2 separate regions of the Homo sapiens genome follow, and region 1 is linked to region 2. A link is a loop called in an ENCODE intact Hi-C map of the cell type or tissue named here. Cell type or tissue: heart left ventricle. All regions are shown on one strand. Links, peaks and the distances in the headings refer to the core of each region. The heading gives the core; the rest is flanking DNA. Region 1 holds the start of ADAD2 (adenosine deaminase domain containing 2). Region 2 overlaps MEAK7 (MTOR associated protein MEAK7).

Region 1 (8,318 bases), core at 76-8,075, 290 kb after region 2:
TCCAAGTCTGAAGGCCAGAGACCCAGGAGTTGTGATGTCCCAGCTCAAGGGGAGAGAGCGAATTCACCTTCCTCTGCTTGCTTGTTGTTTGCAGGCCCTCAGTGGATTGGATGGTGCCTGCCTGCACTGGGGAGCGCCATCTTCTTACTCAGCCCCATAATTAGATGCTAATCCCTCCCAGAGACACCCCACATGGGAGAGTAGCCTGTGGTTCTGAACCCTGCAACTGCTAGGGATGCAGGGAGGGAGTCACAGGGTGGGGGTCACAGGGCTGGCCACGGTCCTCTACTGTCCCTGGCCCCAGGTCCCTGGACTTCAAAGCTGTTGTGCTCCTGGCTCAACGGCTATAGTGCCCATGCTGGTGAGGTTCCAGGTGTGTGTGCGAGTGTGCACGCACACATGCTTTTAGTGTTACCATCTTCTCTCCCCATCCAGAGTCAACAGAGTGCCTGAGTGCCATGTGGCCTTACTATGCTACCCTGGGGGAAACGGAGAGAGAACTGCCGAGCCCACACAGGGCAGGAGCACTGTCCCTCTCCATGGTGGAAGACGCAGGCTCTAGCGGTCCAATGCCTCGCCCAGGTCCAACAGCCGGGCGGCCCAGGGAAAGCACTGATGCTGCTCATGCCCTCCCCACGCCCTTCAACATGGGGCTGCCCAGACCCCACAGCACCCTCGAGGGCCAGGGCAGCTAAAGCTCTGACCAGGGAAGGGTGTTCTCTGCCCTCCCACACATCCTGGGGGCCCAGAAAGGCAAGGATTTGGAGCCCCAATAGCGGCCAGAGGACAAAATGCTCACACATCCAAGCAGCCTGCCCTCCCACCCTTTACAACACCCGCAACCCGTGGCCTCCGTGGTCTCCTCCAGCACACAGGCTGGAAAACAGGAGGAACCAGGGGAGGTCACCTCCCCTCCTAAACCTGCCTCCAGCCCTGTGAACAGGGGCGGGGGTGACAATTCAGTGGCTCAGTGAGAGGATCCAGGTGGGAACCCAGTGAACACAGGGCCTCCCAAAGGAGGAGTGAGGGGCTCTCTCCGCAAACAAAGGGCCCCTGGCCACCCCAACACATAAACACACACACACACACACACACAGCCAACTACACACACAGGAACCAGAAATACTTCTTTATTCAAGCCCAAACGTGCAGCAGCCGCCTCCCAACCACAGCAGGCTCCTCCTTCCCTCCAGCCCCAGTTTCACCCCGCACAACCCATGTTCTCCCCACAACGCTCCTCAGATAGGGCACTCCCCCAGCAGGGGTACAGCTTGGCTCCGGGACCTCGGTCCCGCCGAGGCTGGCTTCAGTTTCTGAATTTGCCCACCAGTGGCTTCGAGGGCCAAGCCCCCAGGCCCTGCTGGTCCAGGAGGAGAGACAGCTGCCTGCGAGCCTCCTGGTAGGGCCCAGCCTAGGGCGGGAGATGAGAGGTGGGGTGAGAGGAGGTACCTGCAGGGGGCAGGGACTGCAGGGCTGGAGAGGGACCGGGACGGGGGGAGGGTGGGGAACCAACCTTGGCAGCCTCGTAGGTCTTCAAGGCCAGGAGGTAGGGCTTCCCCACAGCCCTGGCCGCCTGGTGAAAGGCCCGGAGAAAGGAGGCCTTGCAGAGACGGGAGGGAGGCCCCAGGGCGGCACTGGATGAAGAGAGGATACCACTGAGATCAGAGAGATACAAGCTGGACCAGCAGGCCTGCTACACACCTCACACTACCTCCTCTCACACTGTGACAATGTCACAGGACTCACAGGGCAGACAGAGGTGTGGCCACCACTACGGAGCTAGGAAGGGGTTGAGCGAAGGGGTTGAGCGAAGGGGTTGCGCTGGGATTAGACTGAGGTGAGGAAGCTCATGCATGAGCCCTCCATCACCAGCACTGCTCCACAGCCCGGCCCCAGGGGGCCCTTCTCACTTGGCCTTCACACGCCCGGTGGCCACATCCACAACCTCGATGCCAGGGTCCCCCAGGCTCCAGTTGAGGCTCAGGCCACGGCAGGTGTCAGGGGTGGGTTCGGAAGGGGCCACCGGGGGCCCTGCAAACAGGTGCAGGGCGGTCCGGACGTAGGGAGGTGGCAGGCATGGCCCCAGGACACTGTCCAGGCAGGGCCGGGTGTGGATGGCCCTGCTCAGAGTCGGAGGGTCGTGGCATGAGTCAGCTGCAGGGCAGAAGGGACAGGACAAGGTGAGTGACCTCCCTGCCCTCCCTTCTCACCCCCCCAGCCCTCACCACGTGCTCACCCAGGATGAGGCTGGTGCTGTAGAGTGGGGACACCAGGTGGGCCAGCAGGGCACCACCCAGCCCCAGCACGGCCCAGCGTGCCAGCTTGTCACTGGCTGACAGGCAGCCCACGTGGGTGTCACAGAGCGAGGGCGCCACGTAGCACACAGGCTTCAGCTGCCCGAGCACATGGGCCTGCAGGCGCATGGGTGGGCTGTGCGGGAGGCCACCTTCCGAGGTGGGGGGCAGGCTGCGGGCCGGGTGGGGACAGACATCAGCTTCAGGGCTGCTCTTCTGACCCTGGCCCCCACCCAGCAGCCCAACCGAGGGAGCCCCATCCCCCGCCTGCCCCGGGGGCCCTGCATACTAGATGTCACGGGCCGCGCCCTTGGGGGTGTTGCTGATGTAGAGGTGCAGGAAGACGCGGGGCTTGAGGGTGAATGGGGGTCCGGGCCCTGGCTGGGGGGCCAGCACGGACTGCTCCTTGCCCTTGGGGCCCCCCTGTGTGGCCAGCAGGAGCTGCCGGAACAAGAACCTAGGAGCGACAGGCACAGGGTGGTTGGGAAGACCTTGTCCTGGCGAAGGCTGCTATCAGGCGCCCACCCCACTGCCCCTCACCTCAGCAGGGCCCTGCGGGCGATGACCAGGCCATGGCAGTCGTGGAGCTGCTGGCCCGAGAACTCCAGCCAGCCAGCACAGCAGCTGCTGCCGGTGCCCAGAGCCACCAGCTTGTAGATCTCCTTCACGTGGCCCCTGGCACGCGGGATCTCTGTGCAGGAGGGGGCAGAGACGGCCCAGCCTAAGGCAAGGAGCTTGAGGGGGCCCTTCCCAGGGGGCCGGGGCCAGGGCCAGGGCTGGGGCGATCCCTACCCCTCTCCAGGATGACTCCAGCCACAGTCCCCTTACAGGCCCAGTATGGCGAGCGCTCGTCCAACAGGAGGTCAAAGCCGGCGCTCACCAACGCTGCGCAGCGCTGCTCATGGGTCAGGATGTTCTCTGCGCCAGGGCGAGAGACTGCAGGTAGAAGGGGGCCCACGCCTCTCCCCTCGACACTACAAGCCTGGGTCCGGGAATGCTCACCTACCTACGCTCAGGGGGGCCAGTGGAGGCCGGCTGGAGGTCTGGGGGGACTCTGAAAGAGGCAAGGAGGGCGGGCTGGTGTGGGTGCCAAGGCCCACCCTCCGTCCCTCAGGAAGCCAAGGAGGCGGGGAGAGGAAGTTTTCATCTTCCAGACACAGGACATTACACGAGCTGCTCTTCTAGCGGTCCCTACCCCCGGTGTCCCCAGAGGACGTGAAAGCAGGGACCGGCACATGTACCCCGCCCCAGCTCCCTGCAGGTGACGTCCTGATGCTCAGATGGTTTGTACAGCAACCCACCTCCTGCTCACACGCACAGCCACTTCCGCCTCCCCACGGGACTGCCAGCCTCAGTCCTCTTGTCCCCAGCTGCGGCTCAGCTGCCTGGCCCTCCCTCCATTACCTGGGTTCTCCAGCTGACTCCGGATGTAGCAGAGGGCAGAGAGCGCTGCCTGCTGTTTGGCCTCCGTCTTGCTATTCGCAGTGCCCGCAGGGCAGACCACCCCATCCAGTTCCGCGCTCACCGAGAAGGGGAAGCAGGGACCTGGGGAAGGAGCCAGGTGAGGAAGCAGCCCCCTGGCCTTCGCCCTGTGACAGGTACCACCTCTGCCTCCTCCTGACACCTGATATCGAGGACGGTCAGAATAATGAGACCCTCACCACCCTTCCCTTCCTCCAGCAGGCTCCATCGCCACCCCATGCCGCGCACACCCTTGAGTGCCTCTGCAGGCTGTGACCCATCGCTGATTCAACCAAGTCCTCACCCAACTCCTCCACAGCAGGGATGCGTGACTCCATTTCACAGATGAGCAGAAACGGCAGGCGGTTTGCCCAACTTGAGTCAGGACCCAAATCCAGGTCCCCTCTCCAGAGCCCACGCCACCCTGTTCTCAGGAGGAAGGCTCTGAGCACTTCCACCTGCCACAGACACATTGCTTTCAATTCCTCTCCTCCAGGGGCTCTATATTTGAACACTTTTCCTATGAAACAGTATCATTTTGGGTGTTACTTATAACACAAAAGAGAGATGAAAAATCTGGAACTGGGATCACATGGTCAAAGGTGCAGGGTTAATTTCACAGTACTTGCTGCTAAATTGTTTCTCCCAAGGACTGCCCCTCTGGGGGTTTCCCTTTTGGAAGGGAACCCATTTCAGCACTCCCCACTGCGCTGAGATCTGTCTGCTCTAAACAGGCATCAAAACCAGCAACCACAGACAGACGTGGAAGGGATGTTGGCCTTAGAAAGCCAGCATGTGGCTGCCATCCTAACAGCGACTGAATCTGGGGAGAACCATCAAAGCATGATTTTCTAAAACCACAAGTGACAATGTTATAGGGACAGGATATCTACATGATCTCCAAATGCCTCCCCTGGATGACTTATTCAGCACAAAGGAGAAAGTGAAGACACCTGGTAGATGCCACCCTAGTCAAATCCCCACAGCTCGCATCGCCAGGGGACAAAGCAAGATCGCACACTTCCTGGTGAGATGCGTGCCAAAGACTCGACATCACTTCAATAACACATCACCTGAACTCAGTTCTGAGGAAACAGACAAACCCAAGCTGAAGGACATTCGCAAAACTACTGGCCCTTACTCTTCAAAGACATCAATGTTGTGAAAGACAAAGACAGGAACTGTTTCAGGTAAGAGATTAAAGAGGCATGACAGCTAACTGTAATGTCATACTGGGATGGGAAACAATGGCCATGAGGTCATTACTGGGACAACTGGCAAAATTTGAATGTGAATAGAAATTAGAAGATGGTATTATATCAATGTTAAATTTCCAGGATTTGATAATTGTATTGTAGTTACATAAGAGATGCCCTTGTTTTTAAGAAATATAGATGAGGCCGGGCACAGTGGCTCACTCCTGTAATCCCAGCACTTTGTGGGGCTGAGGACAGGAACTCAAGACCAGCATGGCCAACACGGTGAAACCCCATCTCTATTAAAACACAAAAAAATTAGCTGGGCACGGGGGCACAAGTCTGTCATTCCAGCTACTCGGGAGGCTGAGGCGCAAGAATCGTTTGAATTCGAAAGGCAAAGGTTGCAGTGAGTTGAGATCTCACCACTGCACTCCAGCCTGGGCCACAGAGCGAGACTCTGTCTCAAAGGAAAAAAAAAAAGAGGGCTGGGCAAGGTGGCTCTAACCTATAATCCCAGCACTTTGGGAGGCCAAGGCGGGCGGATCACTAGAGGTCAGGAGTTTGAGACCAGCCTGGCCAACATGGTGAAACCCCATCTGTACTAAAAATACAAAAATAAATTAGCCGGGCTTGGTGTGGACACCTGTAATCCCAGCTACTCAGGAGGCTGAGGTAGGAGAATCACTTGAACTTGGGAGGCAGAGGTTGCAGTGGGCTGAGATAGTGCCACTGAACTCCAGCCTGGGCCACAAGAGTGAAACTCCATCTCAAAAAGAAAGAAAAAAGAAAAACAAACAAACAAACAAACAAAAAACACGTGAATGTATTTACAGGTAAGGAGCATAATGTCTGCAATTAACTTTTAAATTAAAACTCTGGGCCAAGTGTGGTGGCTCACACCTGTAATCTCAGCACTTTGGAGGCCCAGGAGGTCAGATAGCTGGAGCCCAGGACTTCAAGAACAATCTTGGCAACATGGTAAAACCACATAATCTCTACAAAAAAAATACAAAAATTAGCCAGGTGTAGTGGAGTCCACCTGTAGTCCCAGCTCCTCGGGAGGCTGAGGCGGGAGTATCACTTGAGCCCAGGAGGCGGACGCTGCAGTGAGGCAAGCTTGTTCCACCGCATTCCAGTCTGGGCAACAGAGTAAGACCCTGTCTCAAAAAAAATCCAAAACACAAAACAACCACTCTGAGTTAAGGGATTTAAGGGGTATGTATTGAAGAAGAGGAAATAACGGTTTACCTCTGTATCATGTACACGGTATTACCCTTACCAAACTGTGCTTAATAATGTCTTTTAAGTCAGGGGAGTGGCTCCCATTTCGGTATCTCCAATGCTAGCACGGCAACTTAAATTGCATGTAAGTGGCTCTAAAAACGTATACAGAAATACCAGGGGGCCTTAACCTCCCTGGAAGTCAGGTGGGAAGAATGTTCACCTGCCATGACTCTTTCACAGTTGAGCATCTGGTGTGGCTGGTGATCCTTGGAGATCGCTGCTCACAGCAGGGTCCACCCCAAGGTCCCAAGCTCAGGCCAGGTCCTGCTCCGGCGGTGTCTCTGAGCATAGGGACCAAGGTCCACCTTCCCCAGACCCCCTGCTCCCCACGTCCTGGGACCCAGCCCTCCGTGGCTCTGCCCTCTGGCACAGCCATGCCCCGGCCCGGCCTCACCTGGTGGCTGGTCCTCCCGGAAGAGCAGGAAGATGCCCAGGCTGGCCGCGTACTCCGTGAGCAAGGACACGGCCTGGCTGGCAGGTGGGTCTTTGAGCGGCAGGCTGAGCCCTGCTGGGGGCACAGGGACCCTCGGGGCCTTCCCCATCTGTTCCCCCAAGTTTTCCCACGCCCGGGCTGCCCCCAGTTCCCCGACTCCGGCCCCTGCCCCAGGCCCACTGTCCCTCAACACCGAGACCTGGGGCCACCCGCCCTCCGCGCGATACGTCGCGGGCGCGGGCGCGGGCCCCCAGGCACTTTGGGCCTGGGCGGGTAGCGGTCGCCAGGGGCGGGGCTGGGGGCTGATCTGCAACGATGCAGCCAGGCGGGGCTTCCTACGACTGCCGTCGTCGTCAGCGCCCTGAGAAGCCGAAGCCATGGCCGCCAACGAAGATCTGAGGCGCTAGGCCCTATCTCGCGCTGCTCTCGCCCTTTCACACGCGCAGGGCGGGTGCCTTCACGTGGGGAGCACGCGGACGAAGCGTGGTGAGCTCCACCCCTGCCATACGATGGCCAATGAGAGCCCTGAGATCTGTGATGGACAGTGCACCCTGCCAATGGGAAGGCCAGTCTCCCAACGACGGCGGCTTGGATGCTTATGGCTGAGGCCAAGGTCCCACTGCCTGGACGGAAGTTCCGGCTGAGACCAACGTCCCATGGCCTGGAGGGAAGTTCCGGTGGGTGGGTGAGGGGTTGCTCTAGCAGCTGCTTCTTTAACCGTGGGTGGTCGCGGAGCCTGCAAGGCGGGGGAGGAGCATCTGGGGGCGTCAGGTCCAGTTTCACACTCTAGCTCCTGCCCTAGGCCCCTAGGCACCTCCACATCACAGGCTGCTCAGCTGCTTCACTGGCTGAGCCTGGAGACTTCAACACAGGAATTAGGGGTTCACACTGTCAGCAGGATCATTGGATATAAAATTTCACTGCAGGCCTTTCTGAAGCCAAACATAAGTGTTCCCCAGCCAAGAATTAGCCATTTGATGCAAAATGTAGGTGGGCGTGGTGGCGCACACCTGTAGTCCCAGCTACTCAGGAGGCTGAGGCAGGAGAATCGCTTGAACCTGGGAGGAAGAGGCTGCAGTGAACTGAGATTGCGCCACTGCACTCCAGCCTGGGCAACAGAGCGAGACTCTGCCTCAAAAAATAAATAAATAATTTTTTTTAAGAAAATAGCCATTTGATACTCTGCCTTTTTCCCCCCTAAGAAGGGATTTTGAGTTAATTCATACAAATAAGACAAGATAACAATTGTTTAAAGTGAAGAGCTAGAGATCAAGAGACATAGGAAAAATAAGATAAAGACAGGGATGAAGACAATTTACACAAGGCTTACTGTGATGCAACGCGTATTTGCTTGAAGGAGGCTGCAAGTTTAACGGAGTCTTACAGTAGCCACTAACTTGGGAAAGCATGACCAGTGTCTGTAAGATTTGTCACAGTGCTTGCTGCTGCTGCTGCTGAAGCTGGGCCTGGCAGCTCTCTCCAGGATTGTGACAGTGAGGATGCTGGGGCATATGAGGACCAGGTGGTGGAGTCCTCCCAGAACCTTTGACTTGGAAGAAGCAGGTGTGGTGGGCTGGGTAGTCAGCCTCCCCAACATGTCAAGAATTGACATCAGGAAGAACAATTCCATTTTGTGTGTGTGTGCAG
Region 2 (8,318 bases), core at 319-8,318:
AAGAAGAATCATGAAAATAAAAATTAAAGTTTTCAGTGAAGTAGAAAAGGTAATTCAGACGATTAAAATTATCCTTAAGATTTCAAGTAATATATAGGTAATGAGAAATGAAACTGTTTGAAAAATAAATAGAAATGATAGGAATTTTGAATTATCAGAAGTTGGGAGTACTTTTACATTTCCTGCTTAATAAAATGGGCCTGAGTTACACAAAATATTTCAGCTTAGTCAAATTTTCGCTAGGTTGGGAATTATAATCTCTGTAAATGGGGCCTTTGTGTCAGCAAGAGCTTAAGACGTAAAAGCTCCTCTGTTCCTTGTAATAACCGAGCGGGGCAGGTTCTGGCCTTACCTCCATTTTATACCTGAGGAAACTGAGGCACAGAGGTCCAGACCTTGGCAAGGTCATGCTGTTCCTGAGCTCGGGTTTGAAGCCAGCTGTTCGAGTCCCAGGTGTGTGCTCCCACGCTCTTACTGTCACCTCCACTCTTAGTGGGTGAGGGATGGAAAATAGGGCTCCAAGTGCTGTATGATTAAGCCTGATTAGTGGCGAATGAAACCCGCACTTCCCAGATAAACTGCAGGAGTCCCAGGAAGTGCCCTACCAGCCCCTTGACTGGCTGGGAACATTCCCCTTCCAGTGACCTTGGCAGGACCGACGCCCTTGGATGAGCGGCTCCAGGTGTAGCTCAGGCATTTATTCCAGCCCCATTGCCAGGGCACTGCCATCTCGAGGGGTTCTGAAATGCTGCTTGGAGAGGAGAGAAAAGTGTTGAAGTCGGATTGTTTAGATCAGTGCTGGCCAATAGACAAAGCAAGCCCCATGTGAAATTTTCCCTTTTCTAGGGACCATGTTAAAAGAGTAAAGAGAAACAGGGGAAAACTGATTCTAATAATATGTCCTAAATACAATTTTGAAATGTAATGAATATTTAAAAATTGAGATATTTTACATTCTTTTTTCATACCAAATCTTTGAAATCAAGTGTGCCTTTTACACTGACGGCACCTCTCAATTCACACGAGCCCTGTTTTCTGTGCTCAGTAATTGCATGTGACTCGTGGCTCCCACACTGATCAGTGTGGGTTTAGATAGTAGCTAAATGGTGACATAACAGCCCCACTAATGCTGACCATCCCCTTCCCCTAGATGGCAAGAGACTTCTGGGGCCCCAGTGGCTGGACTATGACTGTGACCGAGCTGTGATCGAGGACTGGGTGTTCAGGGTCCCCCATGTGGCCATATTCCTGAGTGTGGTCATTTGCAAGGGCTTTCTCATCCTGTGCTCGTCTCTTGATCTGACTACCCTGGTCCCTGAGCGTCAAGTGGACCAGGGCAGGGGTTTTGAGAGCATCCTGGATGTCCTCTCTGTCATGTACATCAACGCCCAGCTGCCTCGGGAGCAGCGGCACCGCTGGTGCCTGCTCTTTTCGTCTGAGCTCCATGGACACAGCTTCTCCCAGCTCTGTGGCCACATCACTCACCGGGGACCCTGTGTGGCTGTCCTCGAGGACCATGACAAGCATGTGTTCGGTGGGTTTGCCTCTTGCTCTTGGGAGGTGAAGCCTCAGTTTCAAGGTAAGACTTGGTGTCCTGAACCTTGACGAGTGGCACAGCACGGGCAAAGAGCTCTGGAGAAAGGGAGAGGGTGGGGGTGCTAAATAGGGCTCTCCCATCTTCTCCAAGTGTTTCTCTAGACGCAGTCGGGGCGATAGGAAAATGTGATGCTGCTCTATGGTGTTTATCACATCAGAGTTCTTCAGGACAGGCCGTGTGACCCCCAGTTTTCAGGCGAGGACACGGGCCCAGTTATTACACGGTGCCGGGTCTATGGGGCGTGGGAGAAGTCAAGCCACAGATGCCTCCGAGGGGACCAGGAGATGGTAATTGGTTCAGATCGGACATTTTCCTTCCCTGGGCCTTCCTGCCCCTGCCCCCACCGCCACGCGTTTGCTTGTTGGAATTTGGAAGCTTTGTGCATGACCTTGAATGCACTGGATGAAAGGTTCTAAGTAAATTCTTTTCCTTCCCTCAAGGAAGAATACTCTGATGAAAAGAGTCCTTTAAAAATATTTAAAACACAGGCCAGGTGCAGTGGCTCACACCTGGAATCCCAGCATTTTGGGAGGCTGAGGCAGGAGGATCACTTGAACCCAGGAGTTTGAGACCAGCATGGGCAACATAGTGAGACCTTGCCTCTATCTTAAAAAAAAAAAAAAAATAATAAGGCTGGGCGTGGTGGCTCAAGCCTGTAATCCCAGCACTTTGGGAGTCCGAGGCAGGTGGATCACTTGAGGTCAGGCATTTGAGACCAGCCTGGTGAACGTGGTGAAACCACGTCTCTACTGAAAGTACACAAATTAGATGGGTGTGGTGGCGCATGCCTGTAATCCCAGCTACGTGGGAGGCTGAGGCATGAGAATTGCTTGAACCTCGGAAGCAGAGTTGCAGTGAGCCGAGATCATACCACCGCACTCCAGCCTGAGCAACAGAGCGAGACTCCATCTCTAGATAGATAGATAGATAGATAGATAGGTAGATAGATGGATGGATGGATGGATGGATGGATAGATAGATAGTTTTTGAAATGTTTACAGATGCGTCGCCCATCAGTGGGCTGTCCTCTGTACTTGAGAGTGGGCCACCATCCCCAGGGTTTGCCTTTGGCATTCCCCGGTACATCCTGTATCTTACCCCGCACCTCTGGAATCGTCATTTCTCCACCAGGCAGAGGTTCTGAAGGCCGGGAACTGTGTCCAGGTGGAGTTGCCCTTGCAGGAGAGCTTTCAGCAGAGGCTAGGTGGCATCTGGCTGGAATAGGTAGCAGGGGTCACCAGGTTGAGGGTTGGGCACCTCTATCTCCTAGATTGCATTGTTTCTAGGGTTTGATTTATATCTAGGTTTCAGGATGTTCTAGATCTTTATCTTAGTTCTGGGAATGGTGGGAATTCTCCCCAAATCAAAGTTTCCAGGTGCCAGCCCAGGGCCGGCCCTGCAGGTGGGCCTTTCTAGAGACAGCAGCCTCAGCCTTGCCACGGCCACTCTCTTCTGCACACCCACCTTGCCCTGCCTCCATGTCACAGGCATAGGGCATGTGCCCACCAGCCCAGCCTCGGGCTCCGGGGAAATTACACATTGCTCTGCCTCACTGCATGGCTGAAGGCTCGGCTTTAGGATATGAAGAGACCCTGAGCATCATGATCAGGGTAAAGCTGCTGCTCCCTCCAGAGCCTTTAATGTTAATTTCAGATGGACTCTGCTGGCTCTTTATGTTTTATTAACAAGCAGACTTAATCTTGCTGAAGCATGTGGGAAAAATGCAGTGGCCAAGTTTTCAAACCCGAGTTCATTCTGTTGCAGTACGTGTCCATACTCACGAAACAACAGCAGAGGGCAGCCTCACACCACGCATGGTACAAATCCGTGGACTGTGGGTCAAGTTCGGAGAGCGTGCTGTCCGCTTGTCCTGGAAATAATGACCTCTAATATCTGAGACTTTAAGTGATTTAATAGCTGTGGGACAAACAATGAAGGCAAATGCTGGGGAGGGTGGCCACCTCCTTGAGTACAGAGGATATTTCCCTGCGGGGTAATGTGGCTTCGTAAACCTTTTTAAAGGACTGTTTTCATCAGAGTGTTTTTGCTTGAGGAAAGAAGAACTGATTATACTTAGAGCCTTTTGGCTTGTGTTTTCTGTGCAATCATTGAAAAGGCCCAAGGCTTTGGATTGAACACAGGATTTTGAGTCCCAGCTCTAGCCCTGGGCAAGGTGATTGATTCATTTTCTGGGCCTCAGCTCCTCAGAATTACACGAAACCATGCTGTGTGGGCAGGCAGCTCCTCGGCGGCCGAGCGTCAGGTGCTGGTGGCCGCACGCTTGGGTATTGTTTTATGGGAATGAGATAAGGAGTCCTCGTTGTTGGTGTCACTTTTTTCCACAGATAATCATAACTCATCAGGTCCTTGCCCTGTATTCTGGGAATGATGCTTCCCCCTCCTGGCTTTCCCTATGGAGAACAGCCCTTGGGGGTGGACTAGGATCTGGGCCTATCGCAGCTGAGGCCTGAACTCTGTGGCCCTGCGACCTTGCTCCGCAGCAAGACGGGCTCAGGATTGCAAAGCAAAGGGCCGCTTACCTGAAGTCCAGTCGGGGAGAGCGGGGCGGGGGCAGTGCAGACGGGTGTGACCCAGCTGTTCATGGCGGCGTCTAAACCTGCCCTCAAGCCTCTGGGGCTGCTGAAACCCAGTGAAGCAAGCCTGAGTCTGTAGCCCAGAGTAAAGCCCTTCACTTAGCTGGTTCCAGTGGAACTTTCTAGCCTAACTATCCTCCTTCCTCCACCCGATGCTCTCAAGCCCCACTGTTCCGTACCTGTCCCACACCTTGTCCTCATGGGATCCCTTCTCCATGGGGACTCTTGCCCCAGCCAGCTCTGTTTCAGGGCCTCCCTCTTGACCTCGGAAGCTGCCTCCCAGAAGCCTCCCAGACCCTGATGGCAGAGGCCCCCCAGCGATCTTTCTAGATTGGAGCCTTGGGCGGTGTCAGCCCACACTCTACAGACTGAGCCCTGTTGGCTTGCTCGGGGCCATCGTCCTCTTCCAGCCTCCTGGTCTTGGTGCCCCCTTCTTATCTGCGTTCCATCATGGTGCCCCCAATTTGCTTCCTGTGACTTCTTTCCCACCTGATGAATAGCCCAACCCCAAATTCCCATGAGCTTGTTTCTCTGCAGCCTTCCAGCTTGTTGTGACAGTTGTGTATGCTGGTGTCGAGGCGGGCAGCCCTTCCGGCCAAGTCCTCAGAACATGGTGGGAAGTGTCCCTCGCTGGGAGCTCCGAGGACGAGGCCTGGCCTACGGCCCTGTCCCCAGTGCTGAGGTGCTTATGGAGTGGAGGAGTCTCTGAGACTGGGGACCCATAGTTTCCAGAGTTTTGACTGGTACCTTTCTTTTAATGGCCTGTGTGCCCACCCCATGCCTTTGGGCGAGGGTAAACTACTTCCTTTCGTAGGCCGTGCCCCTGGGGACAGCTCTGCAGCTGCAGGTTTTCTCTCTCTGCATGGTACGTTCTTTCAGGCCGGGGTCAGCACTACGCAGCGTCACTTGCCTGCTCAGGTAGGCTGTGCTGGAGGCCTCAGTCTCTGCGGAGTGACCACCTGCCCCGTGCTCATAAGCTAAAGGAAGCCTGCTCTTTCTGGCTCGGATGTGCTTGGCCAGCCTGAACTGATTCCAGCAGACAGTGGGCAGAGTTCTGATCTCTGCTCCCCTGGCCAGAGCTAAAAGATGTCCCATTCCTTATTAGCTGTCCCTCTAATCCCTGCATCCCCAGCTCATCCACCTGGGTCCCTAGCAGCTTGTCCCAAACCCTGATCTGCCGACACCTGGACATGGGTGAGAAGGGTCTTGGCCCTGTTGCTTCCTGAGCTGCAGCTTACCGGCATTTCCGGCCCTGTGGGACCGGCTCAGACACCGACCCTGTTTGTTTTGTTCTCTGGCTACTTTCAGGGGACAACAGATGCTTCCTGTTCTCCATCTGCCCCAGCATGGCTGTGTACACACACACGGGCTACAACGACCACTACATGTACTTGAACCATGGACAGCAGACGATCCCGAACGGACTGGTGAGCCCGGGCAGAGCGTGGTGGTCTTGCCTTGGTGATGTCCCCCAGCAAAGGTGTCAACCCCGAGGCTCAGCTCCACAGATCAGGGCAGGGCGCGTGGCATTCAGTTCCTCACGCACGCCATGTCCAGTTCCTTCTGTTTCCAGGGCCGGTGCTGGGGGCAGTGACAGCTGGGCCAGGGTTTCCCTTAGAGAAGGATGTGGCCTCTGCTGGGGCTTCTCAGTGGTTTGTGTGCAGATGGCACACTTGGCCCATTTTTCTGGCCCTCAGATGATTGGTTTGTAGCCTTTGTGGCTAGGGATGGTGTCAGCGCCAGACCTGTCCCTGCGCGTCGCTGGCCTGCCTCATACGTGGGAGTGCTGGACCAAGGGGAATGGACGGCCGGCAGCTCATGAGACAGCATGTGGGGCCCCAGTTGGGGTGACCGTGGCTCCTGTCCAGCCCTCGCTTCAGCTTGGTGACATGGCACAGGAAGCAGGGGGAAGCGGGGGAGGCCTAGGCCGGGTGCAGGGAGTGGGTGGGCACGGGTCCAGGCAGGCCCGAGGGCAGGAGTTGGGGCAGCATCCACGCCGAAGCTCAGCTTGCTCCTGCCAGCTCCCCTGCTGATTTCTTTCCTCTGCTGCTTGACAGAAAGCTCTTTTCTTTTCTTTTTTTTCTTTTTGAGATGGAGTCCACTCTTGTCCAGGCTGGAGTGCAGTGGCGCGATCTCGGCTCACTGCAAGCTCCGCCTCCCAGGTTCACGCCATTCTCCTGCCTCAGCCTCCCAAGTAGCTGGGACCACAGGCACCCGCTATCACGCCTGGCTAATTTTTTTGTATTTTTAGTAGAGACGGGGTTTCACCATGTTAGCCAGGATGGTCTCCATCTCCTGACCTCGTGATCCACCCGCCTTGGCCTCCTAAAGTGCTGGGATTACAGGCGTGAGCCACTGCGCCCAGCTGACAGAAAGCTCTTATTGGGAAAATCCAGCCCTGTTTCTGCAGAGCTGAGGGCAGAGAAGGCTGGTCCGATATAGGGACCAGCGTCCTTCCCAGGCTTACCACACTGCTGCCCTGGAGAGAGGGAGGGGCGTGGCCAGGCCACCTAGAACACCTGGCACCTTCTGGAAAGGGCGGTCTGGTGGCGGCAGGAGTGAGGGTGCCAGCCTCACAGGCAGCACCCGGCAGGCCCCGGTCATCGCTCGTCATTGGCCCTGAGAGAGCGGCTCCGCGTGTCAACTCTGGGCAGTGTGCTCGGGTCTCTGGTTGCCCAAGGTCAGAACTAGGGCGTGCCAGGTGTTACAGGCCTACCAGGGACCAGAGGAGGTTCTCTGCAGGGTGAGATTGAACAGCTCAGAGCCCAGCCATGTGACTGAGGGTGGAAGGCACAGGGGTTCGCATCCGCCTCCGGGTCTGCCTCCGCATCCTGTAAGCCACACACTCGGAGCTGAGTTTCCCAGCCTGTCTTGGGGTGAGGATCGCTGCCCGGAAGCGGGGCACTGGGGCCCCAACACAGGGGGTTTGCAGTGTCAGCTTCTGTGTTCACCTCTCCCCTTATCTTAACTGGGCGGGGCCCTGGGCCCTGGAGGTCTCTTTCTCTATATATATTTAACATTTTTAATTCTCTGATGTCACTTGTGCTTTCAGCCAGCAAATCTTCTTGAGAAAGAGCCATGGGGTGGGTGTCTGGAGACATAGATGACTGTTCTAGTAACTTGGCATGGGATGCTTAAATGGCAGTAATTGATATATTTCACAGTTAAGGAAAACAAGATGATGGCATTCACCACTCACCCGCCCCTGTCTCAGGCTGGTACTTAAGGCGAGAGGCTGGCTTGTGGTATTTGATGTCCACAGACCCTGAGGAGTTGCTGATGCTATTCTCTGTCCTGGCTTCCTTTGCAGGGTATGGGGGGGCAGCACAATTACTTTGGGCTTTGGGTGGATGTTGATTTTGGGAAAGGACACAGCAGAGCCAAGCCCACGTGCACCACGTACAACAGCCCGCAGCTGTCGGCTCAGGAGAACTTCCAGTTTGATAAGATGGAGGTGTGGGCGGTTGGAGACCCCTCAGAGGAGCAGTTGGTGAGTGGAGCTGTCCTCTGCATCCCAGGATGGCCCCTTGAGCCTGGGGGCCTTTCTGCATTTTCTTACCATTACCCCTTTACTCTTCTGTCTGCAGATAGTTTATCCCAAATTTGATCCTGGTAGCTGATGCTGGCTTGGATGCCAGGAGATGCATGGCTGGAAGTCTTGTCTGGGATTTGTGGGTGGTTTAGTAGAGCAGCCCTGGGAAGGGGGGTTCCCCAAGTGCGAGCCCAGGTGGCCCTTCATTCTCTCTGCCCACCTGCAAGAGGAGGAATGTCTAGGGTTCCTTCCGCTTCCCTGGTTCTGCACCTGAGTTGCTGTTGGCCCCTGAACCTCCTGTAATACCTCCTACCCACCCAGCCACTGAATCCCAGAGTGGGAGGGGCCTTAGGGGGAACCGGAGCCTGATTCCACCCAAGAAGGCTGGAAAACTAGCAGGAAGCTGCTGCCTCTTGTTGGGCCATCATGGAACACACCCACCCTTTCTTCTCTTCTCAAGGCCAAGGGCAACAAGAGCATCCTGGATGCGGACCCTGAGGCCCAGGCCCTGCTGGAGATCAGTGGGCATTCGCGCCACAGCGAAGGGCTCCGGGAAGTCCCGGACGATGAATGAGGAGCCGCCTGAGCCTTCCTG

The links. Peaks named below come from ENCODE experiments on the same cell type or tissue, not always from the same donor. Only the 100,000 strongest peaks of a DNase experiment are listed, where the experiment ranks them.
Region 1: a loop joins it to region 2, with 2.6 times the contacts of the local background. A loop is called at or near these places in 25 of 110 quality-filtered maps.

The regions. Positions count from the first base shown.
Region 1 is chr16:84,189,963-84,198,280 of GRCh38, reverse strand. ADAD2 (adenosine deaminase domain containing 2) reads right to left here and starts at 7,124. Exons shown (of 10, transcript NM_001145400.2): 1 at 6,633-7,124; 2 at 3,699-3,839; 3 at 3,301-3,348; 4 at 3,087-3,212; 5 at 2,835-2,985; 6 at 2,584-2,751; 7 at 2,237-2,466; 8 at 1,911-2,154; 9 at 1,514-1,634; 10 at 1,115-1,411. The coding sequence starts at 7,050. The coding sequence ends at 1,307. ADAD2-AS1 (ADAD2 antisense RNA 1) reads left to right here and starts at 1,228. Exons shown (of 5, transcript NR_147175.1): 1 at 1,228-1,399; 2 at 2,840-3,020; 3 at 3,125-3,236; 4 at 3,556-3,892; 5 at 3,975-5,723. RefSeq lists enhancers at 1,998-2,620, 2,776-3,975, 7,084-7,378. In heart left ventricle, for the core only: no CTCF peak of the experiment used is centred there; no DNase peak of the experiment used is centred there; H3K27me3 peaks cover 961 bases.
Region 2 is chr16:84,479,892-84,488,209 of GRCh38, reverse strand. It overlaps MEAK7 (MTOR associated protein MEAK7), which reads left to right. Exons shown (of 8, transcript NM_020947.4): 5 at 1,151-1,579; 6 at 5,500-5,618; 7 at 7,502-7,681; 8 at 8,184-8,318. The coding sequence ends at 8,297. Among named protein-coding and RNA genes, the nearest start is that of ATP2C2-AS1, 17 kb to the right of the region's middle. RefSeq lists enhancers at 4,446-4,947, 8,028-8,318. In heart left ventricle, for the core only: a CTCF peak has its summit at 3,381 (motif pointing right); a DNase peak (open chromatin) is centred at 3,429.